Regions from separate parts of the Homo sapiens genome. Here all the other regions are linked to region 2. Evidence: chromatin contacts called from ENCODE Hi-C or POLR2A ChIA-PET data. All regions are on one chromosome and are shown on one strand. The core of a region is the stretch at or near the end of the contact, and the rest is flanking DNA. Distances in the headings are between cores, read along the strand shown.

Evidence for each region. Hi-C counts contacts between places; a loop is a spot of excess contacts on that map. ChIA-PET counts read pairs that join two places held with the same protein, here RNA polymerase II (POLR2A). Pooled maps may share reads with other maps.
Region 1: a loop to region 2 is called in a map of gastrocnemius medialis, with 2.2 times the contacts of the local background. The contact joins two enhancer-like sites. A Hi-C loop is called at or near these places in 2 of 168 maps with a recorded cell type or tissue (HepG2 and gastrocnemius medialis).
Region 3: a loop to region 2 is called in a map of PC-9, with 5 times the contacts of the local background. The contact joins two enhancer-like sites. A Hi-C loop is called at or near these places in 3 of 168 maps with a recorded cell type or tissue (PC-3, PC-9 and psoas muscle) and 1 of 50 pooled maps. POLR2A ChIA-PET finds 5 or more read pairs at or near these places in 1 of 52 experiments (AG04450).

What each region holds. Positions count from the first base shown.
Region 1 is chr2:226,150,004-226,153,145 of GRCh38, forward strand. The region is part of intron 2 of LOC646736 (a long non-coding RNA gene); the gene reads left to right. Among named protein-coding and RNA genes, the nearest start is that of MIR5702, 510 kb to the right of the region's middle. Within about 2 kb of position 1,353, at least 2 of the 41 ENCODE cell types and tissues checked have a DNase peak (open chromatin) inside an H3K27ac peak, as active enhancers do; they include gastrocnemius medialis, where a contact is called at or near this core.
Region 2 is chr2:226,648,950-226,651,994 of GRCh38, forward strand. No RefSeq gene overlaps it. Among named protein-coding and RNA genes, the nearest start is that of MIR5702, 8.3 kb to the right of the region's middle. RefSeq lists enhancers at 248-1,163, 1,164-2,077, 1,165-1,294, 1,184-1,478 and a silencer at 1,435-1,524. Within about 2 kb of position 1,267, at least 30 of the 41 ENCODE cell types and tissues checked have a DNase peak (open chromatin) inside an H3K27ac peak, as active enhancers do; they include PC-9 and gastrocnemius medialis, where a contact is called at or near this core.
Region 3 is chr2:226,337,532-226,340,519 of GRCh38, forward strand. No RefSeq gene overlaps it. Among named protein-coding and RNA genes, the nearest start is that of MIR5702, 320 kb to the right of the region's middle. Within about 2 kb of position 1,517, at least 2 of the 41 ENCODE cell types and tissues checked have a DNase peak (open chromatin) inside an H3K27ac peak, as active enhancers do; they include PC-9, where a contact is called at or near this core.

The DNA.
Region 1 (3,142 bases), core at 103-2,602, 500 kb before region 2:
GTGTAAAACCCAGGAGGCAGAGCTTGCAGTGAGAATCCGTCTCAAAAAAAAAAAAAAAAGAAAAACAGAAAAGACCAGTAGGTAGTGACTTTCTACTCTTTATATGCCTGAAAAAAAAAAAAAAAAAAAAACTATCTGTCTATCTATCTATCTATCTTCTCTAATTAACAGTTTAGCACTACATAGAATTTGTGGATTATAGTCTCTTTGTCATTTGGAAAACTTTGTTAATGAGAAGCTTGCTGCATCTGATTGTAATAGTTTTTTAGGAAATCCGTTATGCTTTTTAATAACATTACTATTATTTGTGTATGCTCAATGATCTATAGTTTAGTCTGGTGTGAAGTTTAGATTTATTTGTATTTATTCTTCTCTAGATGGAATCTATTTTAATCTAAGGGCTTACTTTTTCTTCAATTACAGAAAATGTCTGCCAATATTCCTCTTCTGCCATTTCTTCTAGAATCTTCTGGTGGAGCAACTTCTAAAACTTTGTTGTGGTTTCCCATCTTAATTCCATGTCTTTTAACTGCTTTTTGAGTACTTTTATCTCTTTATTTCAGTGGTTCTAACTGGGCGAGGGGTAGTCACCTGGACATTGGACAATCCAGTTTTGGTTGTCGCAACTGGGGAGGGGGTGCTATGGGCATGTAGTGGGTAGAGGTTATAGATGCTGCTAAAACTCTGCAATGTACAGGACACTCCCCACAACAAATAATTATTTAGCCCTAAGTGACAAAAGTGTTGATGAGAAATCCTACTTTATTTCTGTGCCCCACCTTCTAGATGAATTCTTTGTTACTATTTTTCAGTTCACCAAATCTCCTTGCTGCTATCTTGAGAGTATTCCATATATTGAGATTTTATTTTAAATTAAGATTTTTTTTAAATTTCCAGTCTTTCTCATTTTAATAATGCCTGGATATCTTATATCTACCCATGTTTGCTTCATAAATTCTTGTTCATTTACTGCATTCTAAGTTCTTTATTCATTACATGATTTAAAGCACACTCATTTTAAAATCATTTTTGCACATTCTATTATTTTCGTTTTCCTTGGGGTGAATTAACCTTCAAATTGTTGGTTGTCTGTCTTAGCATTAGTTTACTTTCTGTGTTTTAATAGCTTAGGTTGCAGGCTGATATTAAATGGAAATTTTAGTTCTCCTTTTCTTCCTACATACTTTCACCCCACCCTTTTATTTTTTTCCTTTAACAATTTTTCACAGTTGCCTGAAGTTGGATAGCAGTCTGGGGCTAGATCTTATGCTAGCTATTGAGACCTTTCCCACAGTGATACTGAGAACAATGTTGATCAACTCATGAAACCAGAGGGCAGCTTGACCCAAGTCTTGGTTGCTAGGTGATGCCTGCTCCTTTGACGTCCCTGGTTTATAATTATAACTACAGTGTAGCTTCAGGCTCTAGTTAGACTTAGCTTGTTTTTTTTCAACCTCTTTTCAAGGAGATGAGCTTCCTCAGCCCTCAGTTTTCAGTAAAGAGACTGCCTCAGTGAACAATATTTATTCTGGTAATGCCACATGTATCATTTCAGAATCCCTGCATACTTGAAGCTTTAAGTTCATTTTATCTTTTTTCATCCACAGAAATATTTAACTTTTACTTGTGGTTCATATGCATAGTCATTTCTTCTTTTTATATTTTACCATTATGCTATACGTCTGGTGCAGATGGGGTCCTTAAATATCTGAAATTACATTATCCCAACTAGAAGTCTCCTGGCTCCTAGTTCAAATAATAAACTAATACTTAACCATTTTTATAGTTATTTTAAAGGTTTTATTTTTAATAACAAATACGAGTAGAATTATATCAGTTATCTTTCCAGTGACACTTAAGATTTTTTCCTTAATTAGCCTATTTAAATAAACTATAGTTTTATATAACCAAATATAACTTCATAGTTACATTCCTGTCATAAATTCTCTTTGCTATTCCTATTTCAAAATATTAAATTCAATATTTTAAATGTAATATTTATACCAATATTTTAAATATAATATTTATACCAATATTTAAAATAGAGATTAGTTGTCACCTTTTATTTTAGTCTATTTATTAAATTTTATTTTAAACTTTTATTTATAAGATAAATTGATAGGTCCATTGAAATATTTCTCTAGGTTATTGAAAAAAGTATGTTATATTTATAAATACCAATTATTCAGAAATTTGGTGAATAAGTCCATCATTCAATCTGGTTCAGGACTATTTGGAGGATTTGTTCTTTCGAAATTATCTCAATGTTTTTGGCTATCTATTATAGGAGTATTAAACCACAATAATCTTTACCAAGTTATTCAAACATATTTCCCATATGTTATGGCATCCGCTACTCATTGATTTCTTTTTTTTAATCTCAATATTTCCTCTTAGACTGTGTAGTAAACATTCTGAGGTATTTTATGCTATTATAACAGATTACACACATATTTAAATAATAATTTGGCTTGAAATAAAAGTGTGGTAGAATTTATTTTTCTTCATAATTTAAAAATATTTCTATGTTTCTATTTTATATCCAGCATTGGTACTGAAAAATTTGGCATCAATCTGATTATTATTTTGCCATGATTTATTCTTCCTCTATAGAGACTTTTAGAATAATATATTTCCCTCCAATGTTTTAAAATATTGCTGCAATATGTCAAGATGTAGGTTTTTAATTCTCTCCAAATTGATACTCTAAGAGCCTTTTTAATGCAAGGTATGTAATCTTTTTGAAATTTTTAAACTGTATATTCATTATTTCTAAAGACATGTTCTCTTTTCTGTTTTTTTCCTTGTCTTCTGAGACTCCCATTACTATATGTTGATTCTTTCTCCATCTTCTTTTTTTTTTTTTTTTTTTTTTTTTTTTTTTTTGAGACGGAGTCTCGCTCTGTCGCCCAGGCTGGAGTGCAGTGGCGGGACCTCGGCTCACTGCAAGCTCCGCCTCCCGGGTTCACGCCATTCTCCTGCCTCAGCCTCCCAAGCAGCTGGGACTACAGGCGCCCGCCACTACGCCCGGCTAATTTTTTGTATTTTTAGTAGAGACGGGGTTTCACCGTTTTAGCCGGGATGGTCTCTTTCTCCATCTTCTAGCCTGGCTTATTATTTTATTTTTCTTCATCAGTTTCTG
Region 2 (3,045 bases), core at 17-2,516:
GATAAGAGAATAAAAGCAGGCTGCCCCTGCCAGCAGTGGCAACCTGCTTGGGTCCCCTTCTACACTGTGAAGGCTTTGTTTTTTCACTCTTTGCAATAAATCTTGTTGCTGCTCACTCTTTGGGTCCACACTGCCTTTAGGAGCTGTAACACTCATCATGAAGGTTTACAGCTTCACTTCTGAAGCCAGCAAGACCATGAACCCACCAGAAGGAAAAAACTCCGAACACACCCAAACAGCAGAAGGAACACATCCAAACATCAGAAGGAACAAACTCCGGACACGCCCGCCGCCTTTAAGAACTGTAATACCTCGAGGGTCCACGGCCTCATTCTTGAAATCAGTGAGACCAAGAACCCACCAATTCCGGACACGTGATGATTACCGATGCTGAGCAATTTTTCATGTTTTTTGACCACTTGTATGTCCTTTTTGAGAAGTGTCTGTTCATGTCTTTTGCCCATTTTTAATGAGGTTGTTTTTTACCTGTTGATTTGCTCAAGTTCCCTATAGATTCTGCATATTTCGCCTTTGTCAGATGCATAGTTTGTGAATATCTTCCTCCATTTGGTAGGTTGTCTGTTTACTCTGCTGATACTCTGTTTTGCCACTTCATCTCCCATCCCCATTTTCTGGCCACAAACTGCAGCATAACTTTGGCCCCTTGAGCTAAAAAATAACAGCCTTTCCAGGGCAGCAGCAGCTGAAGAACCAGTAAAGGACCAGGCCAAGGTGTCCAGAGGGGAAGACAGATTCAGACTTGTCACTGAGCACAGGAAAGACATCAAATGCAAGAGCATGGAAGGGTAAAACCACCACCATTAGCCCTTACTGTGCCTGTGATTACATCCAGAGGCTGGGGAGCCCCCAGCACTCTGACTCTATTCCCTTTGCTGTTAACTTTCTGGTTTCCTCCTTCCCTTTTTCTCCAGGCTGCACTTTCCCCTCCCTCACAGTATCTCTGGAACAATCAGATTCAAGAAGGAGGTAACTGACAGGCAGGGCCTTTTCTATTTTATTCAGGCAACTCAGTGGGTGGTGGTGTCAAGGCCCCCCATGGGGTTACTGTACATGAAACAAGTCCATAAAACAAACGGTCAAACTCGGGTCGGGGCTGTTGCTAGTAAAGGGAGTTCCCGTTGTCTTAAATCACCCTGGATTGTTTACTGCAAAAGGCAGTGGTTAATCTGAAACACAGACAGAAATAACTGCAGCCTTGTGCCTCTGCATGTCTTGGCTGAGCCCAACTTTTGCATTCTAAGCACTGGAAGTACCAAGTGGCCAGGATGGCTGGAAGCCAAAAAGTAATGTTTCCTTTTGCTGTTGTTGAGAAAGGCATTCAGGAAAACAATTGAGCACAATAAGGGCCTTCCTGTTCCGGCAAGCAGGCAGCCGTGTGAACCACCCAGTAAACGTGGAGTGAGTCATCCTGGTGCACTGTAAGCTTCCTTCGCCTTTGTCAATAAGTTCGCTCAGAGGCAGCTGTGGGGAGCATGCAGAACACAGCCCCAGCAGGCTGCAATACTGCGGATTGCTCCCCTAGATTAGCATTTCCGAAATCTATTTCTCCCATCTCTCCAGGCACCACAGATTTCCCCCCAACAAAGTCAGCGTTTACACAGGGAAATGTCACAAACACATTTGTTTGGGAAAGGCATGGGCCATGCATCTCCCTCCAGCTGGGAAGTCGGTTCTGCAAGGGAAGTCTCACTGAGGCTTGCTCTTAAAACATTCAAAATGCCTAAATTTCATGGGATTTTCATTATGTGGTGTACACAAACTATGTTGACTAACATGCACTTGATTAATTGTAGCTGCCCATAAGGGGCAAATCACAATGATTGAGTTCAAATGAAACCAGCTATGTACAAAATTGATTAGAATGAGACAGGAAAGAGATAACACCTTAAAATGTGTTTTGACCTTTAATATTTCAGGCAGTGAGACTGAAATACTACGTTGTACTGAGATGTCCTGGGTCACTGAGAAGGACCTGGAGAGATGTAGGATGGTCAATGATTCCTTGATAGTGGTAAAGATGGAGCATGCTCTCTCTCTTTTCCTTTCCCTTTCTCTCAGTCTCTCTCCCTTTCTTTTTGCCTCTCTCCCCTACTTCTAGGGTATTCCATTTTGCCATGAATGGGTCTAAACTCTAAAAGATCTTTCAGAGCATGATCCAGTAGAGATGGCAGACTTGACATCATTCTTCATAACCATTCTTCATAACCTGTTCCAGGACCCCACCTACAATGGTGCTTAAACCAGAGTTAGAATGACTGACATTAAGTTTTAAGCATCCATTTTGCCTGCTCAAAAAGAGTTGCCACTAGCCATTCATGTTTTATTACAGCGAGACAATCTATTTAGGTAAGAGACAGTATGCTGGTATAGTATTTTGGGACAACTGTGAGTTTTGAGTCAAATGACACTGTTTGGGCCTGAACTGTTCTGTTTTCTAGATTTACCACCTGGAGAAGTCATCTGACTTCACTGTGCCTCAGTTTCCTCATCTTAGAATGGGGATAATAATAATGCCTGCCTCACAGAATTGCTATGAGGATTAAATGAGATGACCTAGCTAATTTTACTTAGTCTTACCCAGTGCCCAATAAATGTAATTAGTAGTACTACTACCACTACTACCATCACTACTACTACAAACACTAATAAACTAAATAGCCATTGAACTCATTATTTTAATTGAAGGTCTAATAAACCAGGCTTGGCTGAGCTAAAAGCATATTGTCACCCCTTAAAAACGTATAGCCTCTCTCTTCTGCCAAACTGAAACTAGGCTTCTTAGAGGAAGATGTTTTTGATAAAGGATGAAGGTGATTTGTCAGTTGAAGAGTAGTATCATTTTGCAATCATAGTAGAAAATATTTCAAAAACATGCAAGGTTATAGGAGAGTAAAGCTACCAGATTTCTCCAAAAAATTGTTGATCGTTGCAATTGATACATAGTTACTAAAAATTCACATTTAAAACACATTTAAGTTTCAACTAAACAAATCAGGTGAAGCAAACGAAAACATTAATTTGTAT
Region 3 (2,988 bases), core at 267-2,766, 310 kb before region 2:
AATCGGTCATGTCATAGGCACTACGTCAAGTACAAATAGGTTGTTTACTTGTTTACAGTCGTATAGTAACAAATTCTCCCTCACAGCTTCAGATTGGTATCTATAGACTTATAGTTCAAATACAATACCTGAATATCCCAAGTAGTTCTTCCTAAACCCAGTTGAGCATAGAAGAGATGTAACAGGGAGGTGCAGTGTGTGGAAGCTGCAAACAAGTAGGCCAAAATGAAAGGAATCTACACAGAAAATGAAATAACCAACACAAAAAAGAAACCTGCAGAATGGGAGAAAATATTTTCAAACCATGTATCTGATAAAGGGTTATTATCCAAAATATACAAGGAACTCAACATCAAGAAAACAAATAAACCAATTTTTTAATTGGGCAAAGACCCTGATTAGATAGAGTTTGAATCTTGCACTGGTAATATACCAGAGCCCTATTAGTTTAGTGATTAGGTATGAGGATAGGAAACACTTTCTGTAATCATATGAAAAAGCTGAATAAACTTAAAGTGAACATTTTTTTAGACCCAAGTAAAAGGAAAGAATAATCACCCAGAGAAGTCTCCACAGAAAAGGCCTAGAGAAAAAGAATTTACCAGAACCTTATTCAAGCCAGGAAGACATCTGTCCCCAACTAGTCCTCTCTAGCTTTCCTGTCTCACTAGGGAAGGGAACCATGGAAAAATACTTGGGAAGATCACAGCCCAGAGACACAAGTCAAGAAAAATACCAAATCAAGGACACTAGAGAAAGTTAAAACCTCCAGTCCTACAGCTACAGCAAACAATAAACACAGCACAGTTACCAGCCATATTCATATAAATCATCACACTGAAGGCCCAGTTATCTCAGTTCCTGTTACCCGATGCAACATGTCCAGCTTCCAAGAAAAAAGGATAAGGCATTCCAAACCAAGAAAAAAAAAAAAGGAAAAACAGTCTTAAGAGGCGTAGTAAACAACAGAAACAGACTCAGACATGACACAGATGTTGGACTTATCAGGCAGGGATTTAAAATAATTATAATTAATGCATCAAGGGCTCAATGGGAAAAAAGTAGACAGCATTCAAGAACAGTTGAGTAAAGTAAGCAAAGAGAAAAAACCCTAAGAAAGAAACAAAGGGAAATGTTAGATATTAATTTCTTTGATAAGCACATTAATACTCTAGACATCAGGAGACAGAATTGCTAAGAAATAATCAAAAGCAAATTCTAGAATTTAAAAACAATATGAGAGTAATAAAAAATACCTTTAATGGGCTTGTTAATAGACTGAGAAAAGAATCAATGAGCTTGAAGGTATATCACTAGAAACTTCCCAAACTGAAATGCAAAGAGAGAAAAGACTAAATAAAACAGAAGAGAACATCCAAGAACTCTAGCAACAATTTCAAAAGGTGCAATGTGCAAACAATTAAAATACTAGAAGAAGAAAAAAGAATGGAGCATAAATATTTGAGGTGACAATGACCTAGCACATTCTAACATTAATCACCAACACCAAACCACAGATTCAGGAAGCTGAGCAAACACCAAGCAGGAAAAATATCAAAAAACTGACACCTAGCATGTACTATCCAAATTACAGAACACCAAAAACAGAGAAAAAGTTTGAAGGAACTAGAGGAAAAAAAATCTTACCTATAAGGAACAAGGATAAGAACTACAAATGTACCATAACTCACCTACCATCAAATATACAATTTGAACAGCTCTATAGCTATCAAGAAAATTTAACTCATAATTTTAAAACCCCTAAAAATGGGATCTCCAGACTCAGAGTTTCAGTGGAGTTTTATCAAAGATTGAAAGGAGAATTAACACCAATTCTACATAATCTCTTCTAGGAAATAAAAAAAAGTGAACACTTTCCAATTAATCTTAGGAAGTTAGCATTACTTTGATACCCAAAACAGAAAAACATAGTACAAAAAATGAAAACTACACACCAACATGTCTCATAAATGTAGATATAAAAATCCTTAGCAAAATACTATCAAAAAGAATTCAGCAATATATAAAAATAATTATGCATGATAACAAAGTAGGATTTATTACAGATAATTTAAGCTTGTTCAACACTGGAAAAACAACCATTGTAGTTTACCTCATCAACAAGCTAGAAAAGAAAAGTAATATCATAACATCAATTAATACCAAAAAAGCATCTAACAAAATCCAACATTCATTCATATTGTAAAACTTCTCAGCAAACTAAGAATAGAGGAGAATTTCCTCAACTTAATAAAAAAAAATCTATTTGAAAAAAACAAATCCCTACAGATGACATCATACATATAATGAGAAACTAGACATTTTCTTCCTAAGGAGGGAAAGAAATTAGGCCAGAATGGGGTTTGAATCATGATCCCAAAAGGCACACTCCCAAACTCCATACTCTCTAATGTTGAAATCTTCTCTAAAGATCAAAATCTCTAAAGCCCAGATCCTTGTAATCTAAAATCCCTACCATGTAAAATCCCCAAAATCACAATCCCAAAAGATTAAAATCCCTAATGTTGAAATCCTAAAAGCTGGATTCTGGAGGAAGATTAGTGTGTTTTCAGCTGTACACACAATTAGTTGCTGAATGTTAGACACAACTATTACTTTGTTGTTGTCTTTATTTGCCAGTTAAGTATAATTTAAGGAGATATATATGGGTGCCAAACTGACAGTAGGTAGATTTGTGAACTTAATTTTAGGTGTCAACTTGAATGGATAAAGGAACACCTAGAAACGGAATAAAGCATAATTTTGGGTGTGACTGTGAGGGTGTTCCCAGGAAAGATTAGTATGTGAGACCAGGTAAACTAAGCGGGGAAGATCTGCCCTCAGTGCTGGCAGGCACCATCTAAACGGACAGAGTCCCGGAGAGAACAAACACTGAAGGCAAACTCTGAGAGCTGGGACAGATTTCTTCTGCTGTCTAGGACATCAGAAATTTGATTCCATTAAAGTACATTATCACAATGATGACTT